Regions from separate parts of the Homo sapiens genome. Here region 1 is linked to region 2. The links are chromatin loops, found by intact Hi-C in ENCODE. Cell type or tissue: ascending aorta. All regions are shown on one strand.

The links. Hi-C counts contacts between places; a loop is a spot of excess contacts. Peaks named below come from ENCODE experiments on the same cell type or tissue, not always from the same donor. Only the 100,000 strongest peaks of a DNase experiment are listed, where the experiment ranks them.
Region 1: it touches region 2 in a loop (6-fold over the local background); 54 of 110 quality-filtered maps call a loop at or near these places.

The regions. Positions count from the first base shown.
Region 1 is chr2:33,368,790-33,376,789 of GRCh38, reverse strand. All of the region lies in intron 31 of LTBP1 (latent transforming growth factor beta binding protein 1), which reads right to left. Among named protein-coding and RNA genes, the nearest start is that of MIR4430, 46 kb to the left of the region's middle. In ascending aorta, a CTCF peak has its summit at 3,625 (motif pointing right); a DNase peak (open chromatin) is centred at 2,619; H3K27ac peaks cover 4,925 bases.
Region 2 is chr2:33,028,766-33,036,765 of GRCh38, reverse strand. The region is part of intron 3 of LTBP1 (latent transforming growth factor beta binding protein 1); the gene reads right to left. Among named protein-coding and RNA genes, the nearest start is that of LTBP1, 86 kb to the right of the region's middle. In ascending aorta, CTCF peaks have their summits at 1,857 (motif pointing left) and 3,023; DNase peaks (open chromatin) are centred at 566, 1,805 and 2,773; H3K4me3 peaks cover 2,834 bases; H3K27ac peaks cover 2,207 bases.

The DNA.
Region 1 (8,000 bases), 340 kb before region 2:
ATCCTGCTGGCAGCTATTGATCTACTAGGGAATCTCAGTGGGGTGAGGATATCCCCTTAGGAGAAGGTATCTGATTCCTACGGGAGGGCATGTATAGTTGGATAAAAGGTCCTATTTATTTTTTCTGTCCTATTATTCCCTTGAAAGTCACTGCAATGGAAGATACTGATTATAAAAAAACACACATGAGAAACACCTGGGATCCCGTTAGCACGGAAGCAAGAAGGTGCTCCGCATCCTATGGTGGGCAGGGCAGACTCATTACTGAGAGGATGCAGGTCCCAAGTCCTGGTTTTCATTCTCTCATTTCCAACTGGCAATCAGGGTCCTGAATTTTTTCAGCCACTAACCTCAGCTGGCCTAACACAGTAATTCTGCTACAGAAATAATGAAGTTAATTAAGCTTAGAATGTTAACACTTTCTGTGACACGTCTTAGGGTGAGGGCTTTTTCTTGTTATTGTACATGTGTTAGTGCCTAAGAGAATCATATCATCAGAGAACCTGACAGGCCTTGCAACTTCAACTCAAAACTGAATTTAGATTTTGGATTTTAAGTTGAATGAGGATTAGGAGAATTTGATTAGGTTGGTAAACATTATTTAAATTTATTAGGGAATTCAATTTGTTGTGTTTTAAGTTTGGTTTATTAGACTTATAAGAGCTAATTAAATATTTATGAGGAAATGCTTATTAGGATTGTGAGATGGAGACCAAAGTGTTCAAAATTTTAATTAATAGAATTTATATGTAGAAATAACTTTTAAGTTTAATCCGTTCTTTGAGACATATAAACAGTCAACAAATAAAATTGATCTTATTTTATAGAAGGTTATTGGACTTATAAATAGGATGATAAAATGTGAAAGTTGAAATCAAATTCTTAGGAATATCTAGGTTTTAACATTTAAAAATTGAGTACATTGAATGTTCATTAAAACCCAACATAGGCCGGGCGCAGTGGCTGACACCTGTAATCCCAGCACTTTGGGAGGCCGAGGCGGGCAGATCACGAGGTCAGGAGATTGAGGCCACCCTGGCTAACATGGTGAAACCCCGTCTCTACTAAAAAAAAAAAAAAAAAAATACAAAAAAATTAGCCGGGCATGGTGGCGGGCGCCTGTGGTCCCAGCTACTCAGGAGGCTGAGGCAGGAGAATGGCGTGAACCTGGGAGGCAGAGCTTGCAGTGAGCCGAGATCGTGCCACTGCACTCCAGCCTGGGCGACAGAGCGAGACTCCGTCTCAAAATAAACAAACAAACAAACAAACAACTCAACATAATGGTCCTTTGTGTGCATAAAGCCTCTCTTTGACTTCCTAACTTACACTGTAGGAGCCTGGCCGGGCACAGGTGGAGCTTCTCTGCAAGTACACAGGGGTATTCGGGTCTGTGCAATTCCCTGAACACCCTCCTATCCCTCATTGTCTTTGATTCTTGGCCCCTTTCAAAGAGACTTCTAGCACTGGATAACCAGGGAGCAGTGCATGATGAACGTTGACTCATTTCCTAGAACTGGATTTGATTCATAATAATTGCTAACGCCTTTCGCTATGGCGCATTTACTGTAGGCCAATCCTCTCCCATGCATTATCACATTTAACCCTCTTGAGCATGTAAGAGCCATGCATGGATATGGAAGAAATCACTAGGATTTCAAGTGAGGAAATTAACATACGGATCACATTACATCAAAGAGCTACTTTCAGTTTGAATTCACTAATGAATTTTATTTTGCAATAATCTTTTGAGAGTAGTAAAAGTATTTTCAACCTTTCTTTGGGAGGGGTGAGAGAAAGCTTTCTAAATAAATACAGGAGTCCTTTCTTTTTTCTTTTTTGGGAAGGAGTCTTGCTCTGTTGCCCAGGCTGCAGTGCAGTGGCACAATCTTGGCTCACTGCAACAGCCACCTCCCGGGTTCAAGCGATTCTTCTGCCTCAGCCTCCAGAGTAGCTGGGACTAGAGGCACACGCCACCACACCCAGGTAATTTTTGTATTTTTAGTAGAGATGAGGTTTCACCATATTGGCCAGGCTGGTCTCGAACTCCTGACCTCAGAATCTGCCCACCTTGGCCTCCCAAGTGCTGAGGTTACAGGCGTGAGCCACTGTGCCGGGCCAAGAGTCCTTTCAATGAGGAACAACATAACTGGCTTACTGGCCATTTCATATAACATCCATTCAATCTAGTTCCATGGATACCAAGAGTTCAGTCCCACAGAACTGGAACGCTTGCCTGTTTTATAGATATTCTCTGTGCCCGCATGACGGCCACTCGATTTCCTTTTGTATCTTTCTAGTTTGATTTTAATTTTCCATTGTAAGTGACTAGCGGTTATTGTTTCTTTAATTATAATGTTCAGGATCTATGATTGAAATGATAAATGCTTTCATAGTGATTGTATTAATTATCATAACCTCACGAAGAGGTCTCAACTTTGGATAAAGGAGGTTGAAGTAATGTGCCCAGTGCAATGTCACAGAGCCAGGACCAAAAGCAGAAAGAGATCCCTGGATTGCCTAAACCAAAGGCAGTGACCACTCATTGTTTCACAAGTAGGGTGTTCCAAAGTGATTATTAACATTCTTTGGAAACATATTTCTTGGAAAAGCCTTTAAACCGTGACTGCTGACAGGCCTTTTGCAACTATGGCCCAGTTACAATATTTTTTCAAGTTTAGTCCATGAGTCAAATCCCTGTCTTCCTTCACACCTCCAAGGGCATTACGAAACTTCTTGCCCTGAGATCTTTGGGAGCGTCTAAGAGCCATGCACAGATATGGAAGAAATCACTAGCCGAATTGTTTGAAGACATTCCAAATTCTTTACTTTTGCAAAATGATATGAATACTTGGGTAGGTTAGATATTAGGAAGGATTGAAAAATTTTCTGTCACAGCAAATGGTGAATTTATTAAAGTATCATTTGCAGATTTAAAATACATAATATTTAGGAATAAATTATACTAATTATGCATTTCATTAAATACAACTTTACACCTGTTCCAGAATTGTTTGCCTAGTACATAGTAGGCATTCAATAAATAATAAAATAAAGAACATGTAAGTAATTTAACTAAAACTGAAAACAGGTAAGTTATAAATAATTTAGATTTCATTTCAGATCATTTACTTATCTCTTCTTATAAACCACAAGCTGTATATAATTTATATACAGTAATGATAATTCTTCCTAGCATTATTTAAAGGAGTATGAATAACTGACAAATATCTTCTATTCCCCTATAGCACAGTCTACCTTTCTCAAAGGAAGTTGGATACATACTGACATTGCTTTGACTCAACAGATCCTCACTAAGTGCCTATTCACATCATGCCTTTGTGCTTTATTCTTTTATTCAATAGGCATTAAACAAAATCCATTTGCTCTTTCATCAGTCCCAGAACTAGAATTTTTGATTCAGATGTGTAAGTCTGTCTCTTCAAACTGCTCTCTTAGCAACACTGAGAGGACCATGCCTCTGTATGTTGATCAATGTTCGTGTTTCATTAAACTTTGTTAACATTTTTCAATTTATTTTGTGGCACCTTCTGTTTCCTTTGGGACCTCATGTTTTAAAACCATCTTTCTACACCTGAGTAGTCAAGAAATTACCTGTGCTGTAGTACATTACATCGCCAATAGGTGGCATTCTCCCAACACACTAGTTGTCCCGTTTATCAAGTCTTTGTTCCGTTTACTTACAATGTCTAATTACTTTAACAATTTACTTATCAGAAATCTAATTATTTTAACAATATAAAAAGACACTGGGATCCCTGGGTACTTAAGATTCAAATGTTCAAATATGTATAATTTTCTTTCATTTGCAGATCAACGGATTTTGATTTCCATGAGATAATGGCACCCTCTATCTTGTGATTCTTACGTACATTTTCCAGAACATTTAAGCTTATGTTATCTTTTTTCAGATGAAGTCTTGCTCTGTTGTCCAAACTAGAGTGCAGTGGCACGATCTTCGCTCACTGCAACCTCCGCCTCCTGGGTTCAAGCAATTCTTGTGCCTCAGTCTCCAGAGTAGCTAGGATTGCAGGCATGCGCCACCATGCCTGGCTAATTTAGTAGAGATGGGGTTTCACCACGTTGGCCAGGCCAGTCTCAAACTCCTGACCTTAAGTGATCTGCCCACCTCTGCCTCCCAAAGTGCTGGGATTACAGGTGTGAGCCACCACACCCGGTGATTAAGCTTATACTTTTAAGAGTAGCAAAAAATAAAAACATTAAAAAATCATTTTAGATTAAGTGATAGGCATCACTAAAAGTTTTATTTACTGAGAATTATTGACTTGCTTTAGTTCATTAGTCCATTGAATATATAGTTTTTTGTTATTCCTGCCAATGTGTCTGTGGCTACAGATTTGATGACACATTGCCTCTTATTATGCTCATTGTTAGCTCTAAAATCAGTTTTTCTTTTAGCACACAATGTGTGAGACAATTTTAAAATCTCAGCTTTAATTCTTCACTTTGTTACTTTTCTGTTCTAAGGGAGACTATTTAAGATGTGCTTTGGGATCATGGAAAGAGACTCGAGTAACACTGAAGAGGTTAGAACGTAGATTCTGGAGCAAGGGTGCCTGGATTTGAAGCTTCCACTTACTGGTACGTGACCACTGACAGGCATCTTAAGCTTGCTGTGCCTCAGATCCTCTGTCAGAAAAAGGAGGGGTAGTATTCTCCCTTATCCACTAGGGATATGTTCCAAGACCCCCAGTGGATGCCTTAAACTGCAGGTAGTACTCAACCTTATATATACGATCGATTTCTATCAGATAATGGAGCTGCTACTAAGTGACTAATGGGCAAGTAGCATACACAGTATGGACACCATGGACAAAGGGATGGTCCACGTGCTGGGTGGGACACCACCAGATTTCATCACACTACTCAGAACTGCATGCAATTTAAAACTTATGAGTTGTTTATTTTTGGAATTTTCCCCTTAATATTTCGGACCGTGGTTGACTGTGGGTAACTGAAACCAGATAAGGCAGAGGACTACTGTAACTGTATACCTAAGATGGCTTGGCAAGTTAAATATCTCAGTAGATGGAAAACATGTTGAAAATGCCAGGCATTGTGCTATGTATATGTTAGTTATCATTTTTATTATCACTTAGACTGAGAAAAACCAAGCAACAAAAAATCTATATCCAATAAACTCCATATGCAACCAAAGGCCTCAAAGTTCTGATAACTCTATGACTTTCTTCTCTCACAGCGCTAGAAATTCTCAGCAAGATCAAACAATGACCACTCTGTCTTCATTTATGAAATGGATACAATGGCTCGTTTTTCCTGACTTGGTTTCCCAAACAGCTCTGTCTCTCAGAGGCTGACATGACATCACAATAAAGACCACAAATTTGAGGATCCTCCCAAAACAGTTTAGCCACCCAAATCATTTTAAGAGTGGGCAGGATCAGCGGGTACTGTGAAAGGGGAAGGAGAAGAGGAGTCAGGGGCTGCAATGGGGCAAGGAAGGCCTCCAGAAGTCTGAATGGGGAGACAGTCAGTCCATGATACATCCATGGTGAAGGAAAAATCAGGAACTTCCTCCTAGTGCAGTCTGCGGTCTGGCCTCTGTAGTGGAGCATTGAAATGGGATCCTAAGCAGCCCCAGAAATGTATGAATTCTACAATTATGCAATTCTCCTTATGTAAAGCTCCCCTGACACAATCCATCACACTCATTTCCCCTGCATGTGGTACCAATATGCAAGATGCCATCTAACTTCAGAGAACACTATTTAAGCAGCCACTCCTACCTCCTGCACCTACCAGTACTCTCAGATGTAGTTGCTGCTTTAGCAAGAATTAGTGCCCGTGACCTGTTGGACCAGAAGTGTGAAAGCTCGCTCTGGAGCCAAAGCTTTATTTTACACTGCACTTTAATGCTTAAAGCTGATGACAAGTGGTGCGATTTATTCCTTAAATTCCTCCAGCACTGATTCCATCAGTAACGAATTGTTCCCCAAAGCAGTACTGCACTCCTAAGGAAAATGGGATGCATGATGTCTGACAGGCTGGGATTAGTCCAGTGCTTAGATGAAGAGATAGACAACGTGGTCCTTCTCAACGATTAAGATATCCGGGAACAGTATATTTAAAAGGTTCAATGGCAGAAACTATGAACAAACTAGTTTTAAAATTCACATATTCTTTGCTTCCTTTATGATAGATAACTACCAGCATTAACGTAGGTTTTAACAAAATAAAGTTAGATGCTATTAGATGGCTCTAGAGCTTTGCTTCCTCCTCAGAGGAAGCAGCAGCAGCAGCAGCAGCTTGGGACTTATCAGAAATGCAGAATCCTGTGTCTCGCGCCCCGCCCCATCTTTTGCAAGTGAGAAACCAGAATCTGTTTTTTGATAAGCTCCCCCAGGTAACTGACATGCCCATTAATGTTTACGAAGCAGTGGTCTAGAAAAGACAGTCTTACATTAAGAACAATTATTTCTGCATTTGTCTACGCTTAATTTATGTTCACATGCTATTAGGTAACTGTAGATTTTATAAGATCCTTTGGATTTTAATTACATTTGAAAATGCATTTGATCTGAGACGCCTATTAGTGGCAGCCATAGTTGTTAGTATCTTCTGAAAACTTACCATGTGTCAAACACTATTTGAAGTGTTCACGTATTATTTAATTCTCACAACCACCCTGAAAGGCAGATATTATTTTCACATGAGAAACTGAGGTACAGAGAGAGAAAATTAACAAGGTCATGGGGAAAAGAAGTTGCCAAACCAGGATGCAAAGGCAGGGCAACCTGGTTCTGGGGCACATGTGCTAACCCTGATGCCCTGGGGCTCCTCTTAGTTCACTCCACTCCAGCAAACATGTGCTTTGCAACAAGAGATGGTTTTGTGTAAATGTGACTACATGATTAGGTGCCAATGAAGGGAATGCCAACTAATCATAGGACCTGTGGAAAAGTTTAATTTCACTGTGTACTTCTCTCTGGATTCAGAATAGATGATCCATAAGCCTAGTTCTAGGTCCGTAATTTTGGTAGTATAAAAGAAAAGTTCCCCTGTGTCTACCAAATACAAAAAATTATTTTTGTGTGTGTGGTGGTGCGCGCCTGTAATAGGTGGGAGAATCTCTTGAACCTGGGAGGTGGAGGTTGCGCTGAGCTGAGATCCCGCCACTGCACTTCAGCCTGGGTGACAGAGCGAGACTCTGTCAAAAAATAAAAAAAGTTCCTTTGGGGCTACCTCCCTAATTCCTATATACTCCAACAGATATATTTCGAAAGCAGTTTTCAACATGCGTTTCCTGGAACCCTGGGGTCCTTCACAGGGGCCTCAAGAGCCTAAGTAGTTGTTCTCGCCAACCAGCCCACCCAGCATCTTTAATGTCAATGAATGTGTATGCTGGAGGTTAAAATTACAATACAGTTAACAAAAAAACTACCATTGTTTTTTAAAAAGTAACGGATTGGAAAGCACTGATTTTGGTTTGGCTGACCATGTACACTAGAGATTCTTCTTGGACATTTTATCATAATAACTGTGGATATACAAACTAGAAACAGTATAGCAATGAAGCTAATCTTTTTTTTTTAAATTTGGCATGTGTTATCTTTTTTCCCCTGATATTCTGTATTTTTCCAAAAATATTATATAATATGTACTTCATATGTATTTGTTCTAATCTACTTTTTAAAATGTTTTTTGAAAACTTTAGTTGAAAACAATTTATGCAATATTCTGAAATCCATATTTTTAGAATAAATATTTAAAATAAAATTCATTTTTAGAATATTGCTACATTATTCAAAAATTCATTTCTCATAACAAAATACTTGAAGGTTTTTAAACCTAGTCAATTAAATTGAGTGTAAATTTTTACAGTATTTTGGGGGTATAATTTTATTTATCTATTTGAGACAGGGTCTGGCTCTGCTGCCCAGGATGGAGTGCAGTGGTGCGATCTTGGCCCACTGCAACCTCTGCCTCCCGGGCTGAAGCCA
Region 2 (8,000 bases):
CATCACGAGGCTGGGCACAGTGTCTCACGCCTGTAATCCCAGCACTTTGGGAAGACAAGGTGGGTGGATCAACTGAGGTCAGGAGTACAAGACCAGACTGGCCAACATGGTGAAACCCCGTCTCTACTAAAAATACAAAACTTAGCCAGACATGGTGGCACACACCTGTAATCCCAGCTACTTGGGAGGCTAAGGCAGGAGAATAGCTTGAACCCAGGAGGCGGAGGTTGCAGTGAGCTGAGATTGCCCCACTGCACTCCAGCCTGGGTGACAGAGTGAGACTCCGTCTCAAAAAAAGAAAAAAAAAAACGTTCATCATGACCCTGTTGTAACAGCAAAACACTAAAAACAACCCAGTGTTCATTATCAGTAGAAATGATAAATTGTAGTATACTGACATAATGGGCTACTGTAAAAAGTAAAAGAATCCCCAGCTTTAATCAGTGGTTCTCAAAGTGCAGACCCCTCCAGCAGCATTCAGCATTGGCACCACCTGCGAGTTTGTCAGCCACCCAAATTCTCCACCCCTCCCCAGACCCACCAAATCGGAAACTCTGAGGTGGGGCCCAACAAGCCGTATTTTATCTAGCAAGCCCTCCACCGGCGATTCTGATTCATGCTCCAGTTTGAGAGCCACTGTTACAGAAGAATGTCAAAAACACCTTGAGCAAGAAAAGCAAGTCTCAGAAGAATACAAACAATATGACATTTGTTTAAAAGTCAAAAACTAAACAGCACAGTATCCAGATATACCTAAAAATGTGGTAACACTATAAAGAAAAGCAGGAAATAACTGATATAAATTATTTTCTGGGAAAAAAGGATAAAGGAATTAACAAGGACCACGTAAGAGCCTCTAAGATAATGACAACAGTGTTTTTATTTCTTCAGCTACGTAGTGGGTACAACAGTTTGGGTTTTTTTATTACTATCCTTTAAAATATGTGTGTTGTAAATTATAATCATTATGAACGATCTCTTTTCTAAAAAGAAAAAATGCTGAACTGAGGTTGAGAATGTCAAGTCGTGAACGTAGAATTATACCCCATGTGAACTCAATTCTAACAAACGGCCTACAAAAAATTGAGTACACAGCAAGTGTTAAATATTTGTAGACTATTAAATGTTTACAGTGATTTGATATGCTTTTGCATTCTTCTCCATTCTTCCGAATTTCTCACAATGCATAAAACAACCCAAAAAGAATTTTTTATCTAGAAAGTATGAAGAAATACAGTAGACTATAAAATAATTTGGTGTCCACCTCACCATCACTCCCATTTCAAGCTTGCTCTCTTTTCCGGATTTAAAATTCAAATCCTGACTACACAGTTTAGCCTATGAAAAGATAATGGTCTTCTATTCTGGTCTCAAAATGTGTTTTTCCTCTCTAATTTTTCAAAACACTTTCATGGAACTCTACGCAGTTTTGCTTACTTCTCATCTCCATATCAAGGTATATAGCCAGTTAGAATTTTTTAAATTAAAAGCAATTTATGTGTCATTTAGAACTAAGTAAAACTACACAAGAAAATCTCTTATAAATCATACAAGGACTGCTTTAAGAAACTCATTTGTTTCTAATTTATTTTCTCCATTAGCAACGTGTTGCTAAAATCACAAGAGAATAGAACATTGCTCATATGAATTAATTCCTATCCATCGGCAACAAGGGGAACCAAGGGTCGGCTACGGCATCCAAAGAAAGGCAATTATGCACAATGAGCAAAGAAGGTGGTTCGAGGTTGCACTGCCAAGAAATGACATATTCCAGTGGAGTTAAACCCCCCTCTTCAAATTTTGGCATTCTGCGGTATAAAAATAAAACTGAAGAACATTGAAAAGCAAAGCTTGCCACCTGCTGCCCACTGGCATAATCGTAAATGTTCAAATTGCATCCTTTTTTTTTTATTTAAACCCTTCTACTAATTGATTGGCATGGATATTTCCATATTGCGTATTTATTCATTTTCACCAGTCTCTGAGAGGAAATGTCAGCCCCTCAAATTTTTAACCAGATGCTATTTCAAACCCTATACATAATCAGCTATAACCAGTGCACCTCTAACCAGAAAGCAAACCCAACTTCCAAATGGTTATATATGTTGTGTACTGTATATAATAAATCCACCAAAATGCAGTTGTGCTCATTATAGTATCCAGACCAGGGAAGAATTCCTTTGAAAATGTGCCAGCTCTGTCCTATGCTTCCAGGCCTGTCATCATTCTAGATGATATGGAATACAAAACCCATTTTCTGATCCTTATAGATTTTAAAATCCAAACATTAATAGCTTAACTCCCTTCAGCTAGTTTATAAATAGTTGATATACATTCACACTACAAAATTTCAAGTAGAAGCCCAGCTAAAACACCTCAAAGATCAGCTTTAAACATTTAAACTTAAATACCTTAATTATATTAATACCGACAAGTGTTTTCATGGGTTCTGAAAATGTTTTCAGTATTCTTTTTCATTTGCACTTATTCTAAAGAAGTCTGAGAAATAAATGCATTTTAGCCTTTTTTTTTTTTTTAGAACAACAATCCTTCAAGTCTCGTCTCTTTCTTCTAACTCTGTAGATTTGCGTATCCATGCCATCATTCCCTCAAAAACAATCCAGAACGCTGCTAAGGAGAAAGTGAAACTTTGAATTAAAGAAGAAAATGCCATCTGAGAGAAAGATGCCCTAACAGCCAGTCACAAACCCAATTAGGACGGTGAATGATGCAAACACGACTCCATCTGCTCTCCTGTCCCCCAGGGAGCCGGGGAGGGGGTTAGGGCTGTGGCCTCTTGAGAGGCTTATATGGCAAACAGTCTCATCACATCACATCGATAACTCCTGAGGCGCTTTGAAATACAACTTTAAAGGCTTCTGCCTGCTGAAACTGTCCATACGCAAAATAGCACCAAAGCTAGTTGAAGTTTTTTCAAGTTTTGTCTGGGAACTACTATAAAGCAGACAATAAAAAATAATTCATTTTCAAGACAGATGGCACCATAATGTTGCACTATTTTCTAGTGTGCATTTTTTCCTAAACACTAGAGGCAGCGTCTCCATACAAAAGAAAGTCCATCCAGCTGCAGCCAGTTAGCTTTCAGATTGCTGTTTCTGTAGAACATCACACACATTAAAAAAAAAAAAAAGTCCCTTTTTTCCCCCACCATAGTCAGCTCAACCCTTTCTTCTAAAACTCTACAGGAGCTATTATTTCATGCATTATTATTGTCAGTGTTTCTGATCTCTTTCCCGCTTGCATCTGATTGTTCACACCTGAGAACACCTAGAAGTGGTTTGTACTTGTAAGGTTAAAGTTTAGTTAGATCTTCCTACATGCTGTCTGCAATTCAGAAGGGTGCCTGGTGCACACAGGTAATGATACAGTAAGTTAATCCTTTAATTAATTAAATCCAGGCCCATTAACACCAGAACTGGGCTTTGACTGAACAGATAAAATATCTGACTTAATATCAACAGAGGGGACAGTATTACATGTTTTGTCCTATGAAAATATAGCTCTCTACTAAAAATGAAAAAAAAAACCACTTACACTAGAAATGATGGAAGAAACATTCCAGTTATCAATTATTCATTGAAACTAAAGACTATTTAGTTTGGCTGCTAGCACACTGCCTGGCACACAGTAAATATTCAACAAATACATGTGAAATTGAAAGTCCCAATCATTTCTTTTGGTTTCTTGTCAAAGACTTCCTAATGGAGCTTGATCAAATCCTTGTTTTTCATGAACATCCTAAATTATTTGAACATAAAGCTGAGCTTGATCAAATCCTTGTTTTTTATGAACATCCTAAATTAATCTGAACATAAAGCTGATATGGATATGTAAGTTTTTTAAAAGAAGTATAGCATTTCCTCACTAGGTATGAAAAGCATTTCTGATTCTGTGAAAGGCAATTACCATTATTTTTATCAAGCAGCATGTTACTACACTACTTCACAAAGCAAATCACAAAAACTTTCCTAGCAACTTTAGACCTTAATAGCTAAATTAAATGAATATAAGTCTGAAACAAAAACTGCTTTATTAATAGTATCAAATACATATGCAATTTTTGTGTCATACTGTTACTTATTTTATATTATTTTAAATAATAACTAATGAGAATGCAGTCCAGCTAGGAAGACATTTAGAGCCTAACAACCTGTTGGTTATTATACATCTGTGTGTGATTACCCAAGGTTCCTTTCCAGTTCACCAATACAGGATAATCAAGATGTAGGACTTCTGTCACCTAAAGGAGGAGGAATATAGGTGAGTGGATCACTCCTAGTGTAGCAAGAAAAACACAGAGAAGATACACGGAAGTTGATATCGATAGGGGTAGAGATAACAAAAAGTAGTTATGGCAAAGCTATAAAGCCAACAAAGATAAAGGTAGAAAACTCTTGAACATTTGAAACAGGAAAAAAGACCTTGATTATTCTACAGAGCATGATGTGTTAGTTTGATCAACACAGAAGGAAATCAAATCTGGTTTTGATTATGGGTTGATGAATTTGAGTCTAGGGATAGAGTGTAATAAGGAACAGGAAGCCTTCAATGATATCCCCTACTTTCCTGTTCCTAAAGAGGATAAGATTACATATCATTCCATTTAACATAGGTAGAGAGAGAGATCAACATTAGACTACACATAATTCCTTAACCCGAATCCAAAGGAATTATTTTCTTGACTGGCAGTCTGAATCCTTCCTGTTTTAAAGGGAATCAGATCCCTCTCCTCTCAAGTCCCTGTGCAAGACAGACACTCCACAGGGCCAGCTCCTCTAGGCCTCCCTCTCTCTCATCTGCCCAGCAGCCAGCCTCCCAGGCCTTCCCTCACACTCTCTTAGCACCCCACCTGACCTGGCTTTCCAGGGTGAGCCTGACACTTCTTCAGTGACTATCAGAGCCATCTTCATATTCCTCGGAGCCCTACACAGAGCTCCTCTGTCTGACTGTCAAGGCTTTCCATAATTGGACCTGCCCACTCAATCTCATTTCCTGCTATTCTTCAATCCCCACAAAGAGATCAATTCCCCAACAGGAGAATCATTCCCACCCTATCGTCCACCTGTTATTTATTTAAAGGCCAGACTCTCCTTCACTTTTCCAAGTCCTTCCAACTCTGGTCAATGTTCCTTTAGTCCAGTCCTCCAGCCCCTGCCAATCTCCCCCTTCCTTACTCGCCATTAGAATTTATACTATGCACCACATAGTTTAGCAGCTTATTAGGTATTATGCTATGTTATTCAGTATTTTGCAGACACATTAGCCTGATCCCTCCAATTGGAGTACCTAGAACAGTAGTTGGTATGTGGATGGCACTCAGTAAATATCTGCTGATGGAATGAATGAATCAACTATTGAGAATCTGTGTTCTGGGGGCCAGGAGGACTGAGATTCTATCTTCACTATGGTGAACCAGAGATAACGCAACCAGTTAGAAATGCACAGAGAACTTGGAAAGTTATAGATGGTTCAGTAGTATATTACGATTTATGTCTGTGTAAGTCAATAAGCCTCTCAGAAGACCAAAGAATTCTGAAATAAATTACCCAGTCAATGAGTAACAGATTGTATTCTTGTCCTCATGGACAAGGGGGGATTTTTTACAATCCAATTTAAGACGTTTCTTCCAAATTTGAGCATAAAAAAAACCAGAGTACTAATAATATTTTTTGCATAAAAGTACCTTCCCTTGGAGAATTCTTAAATATTTGATAAAAACAATCTTTAATATGAAAAGAGCTCTTAGAAATTAAAGAAAATTATAAGCACATGTAACAGAAAAGGGTGTGAAGATGTTAGTTATCCACATAAAAAATATGAAGGACTTATAAAAATGTGGAAAATGTTCAACCTCACTAAAAAAAACTAAGAAACACAAAATTGCTTCATAAGGTGATAAGATCACACTTCATAAGACCATTCAAAGCCACTAAGACTTCACAGACAGCAATTTATTTATTAAAGACTCATTTGACAGAAGCCGCATTTAGTCTGCTTAAAATATTAAAGGAAAATAATCTAATAAACATAATGCCACTGACTTACATATTTACTTTCACATAAAAGTCACTAAATTAAATTAATACAAAGCAGCACGGCAACAAAGAAATTAATCAAGGAGACTGTGAAGTGTTTCAACTTTATGTAAAGCATTTCAAATATGCACACTAAATTTTCCAACTGTTTAGACTCACAGGTCACCTTTCACCTTTCAAGACGTTAAAGCAATTAAGGTGTGAAATGCCTGCCTCACTACACGGAAATGGTTTTTTCTGAATTTTTTTTAGCTCCTTCAAAATAGCTTCATTAAGCCAGGAGATAAATAGGAGCCACAGGAATGAAAGAGGAATGGAGAGGGAGAGAAAAGAGCTTCATAAATGGGGCAGGGGAAAATGGTTGCTTGTGCCCAGGGGGTAAGGAATGGGAATTGGGAGAGTGTTTCCTTTCAAATTTCTTTTCTTGGAGTGAAGTGCATCCTAATGTCAAAATGTCTATGTCTTCTTCCCGTCTGAGTTAAGAACATCCTTCCTAGAAATATAATTAGGAAGGATTAGCTGCTGCATAAAGAGGCTTTGAACAAATTAAGGAAGACTGATGCCTCACTTCGAATGCTGTCCATCAAACCTCCAAATACCAGCACTTGGCAAAACACCAACGTCAGGCAAAGAAACAAAAGGCAGTGCTCTGAAAGCACTGAAACTCTCGGAAAGAGAGTTTTTTAAAAAATAAATTCTGTGTCTACAGTAGACAGTCCAGCTAATTCTAAACATTTGGGAACAGCTCTCTATATTGGTAACTGACTGTAATGAATAGGTTGTCACATTTCCTTCATGAAACAGAATATGTTTTAGGTGAATCTTTATTGTTTTGAAAATAAACAATTTCTGGTCAAACAACAGTGGTTTACTTGAGAATTCATAAAATAACTACAATTTTTCACTTCTTTATGCCTTTTATTTGAATTTGGGGCTTCAAAAATACTGTGCAAAGTATTTTTCCACTATTTTGTTAAGCGGAGTCAGACACTGACATGTAAACGATGCAAGGAGAACATGGAACAAAAGGTCAGGAAGCCTGGGTTCAAGTCATGACTCTGCTGCAGCCCTGCTGAGTGACTGTGGGCCAGGCATTCAGACACTTGCAGTTATAAAACTTTATGGTTTGTACCGGTTGAAAATTCTGGAAAGTTGGAAGGGAAAGTTGTCCCTAATTTTTGTTCTCTTTTTCATTATGCTCAAATAATAACTTTCTTTTTTTTTTCTTCTTTTGAGATGGAGTCTCACTCTGTTGCCCATGCTGGAGCGCAGTGGCGCAATCTCAGCCCACTGCAACCTCCACCTCTCGGGTTCAAGAGATGCCCCTGCCTCTGCCTCCTGAGTAGCTGGGATTACAGGCACGCATCACCACGCCCAACTAATTTTTGTATTTTTAGTAGAGACGGGGTTTCACCATGTTGGGCAGGCTGTTCTTGCACTCCTGACCTCAGGTGATCCACCTGCCTCAGCCTCCCAAAGTGCTGTGATGACAGGTGTGAGCCATCACGCCCGGACAAATAATAACTAGCAAGTGCCCAGGATAAATTCTATTCAAAGATACTAATATTGATTAAATATTTCTTCTGTGTTTTGGTGAGAGCTAACTCCAATTACTCACACTACTCTAGAACTGTATGATCTCTAAGTGAAAAATAATTAAAGTTTGTCTGAATGTCCCTGTTTGCTTTCTACCAGCACTTGAGCCAAACTTGTGTCAAGGTTCATATCAATATTTAATTGAATATTCATGAGTACTAGGAAATTTCAAGCCCATAAACTGGATTTATAGTACCAGTTTCAGTAATTTTCCCAAGAGGCTGGCTGCCTGGGCTTTGCCGTCAGCCTTTTCCTTGTTAACATGCCTTATGTCTATCACAGCCATTCTAAGTGCAAGGAGCAAGAAGATTCAACACTGCAAGGTCAAGAACATAAGACACAGAAAAT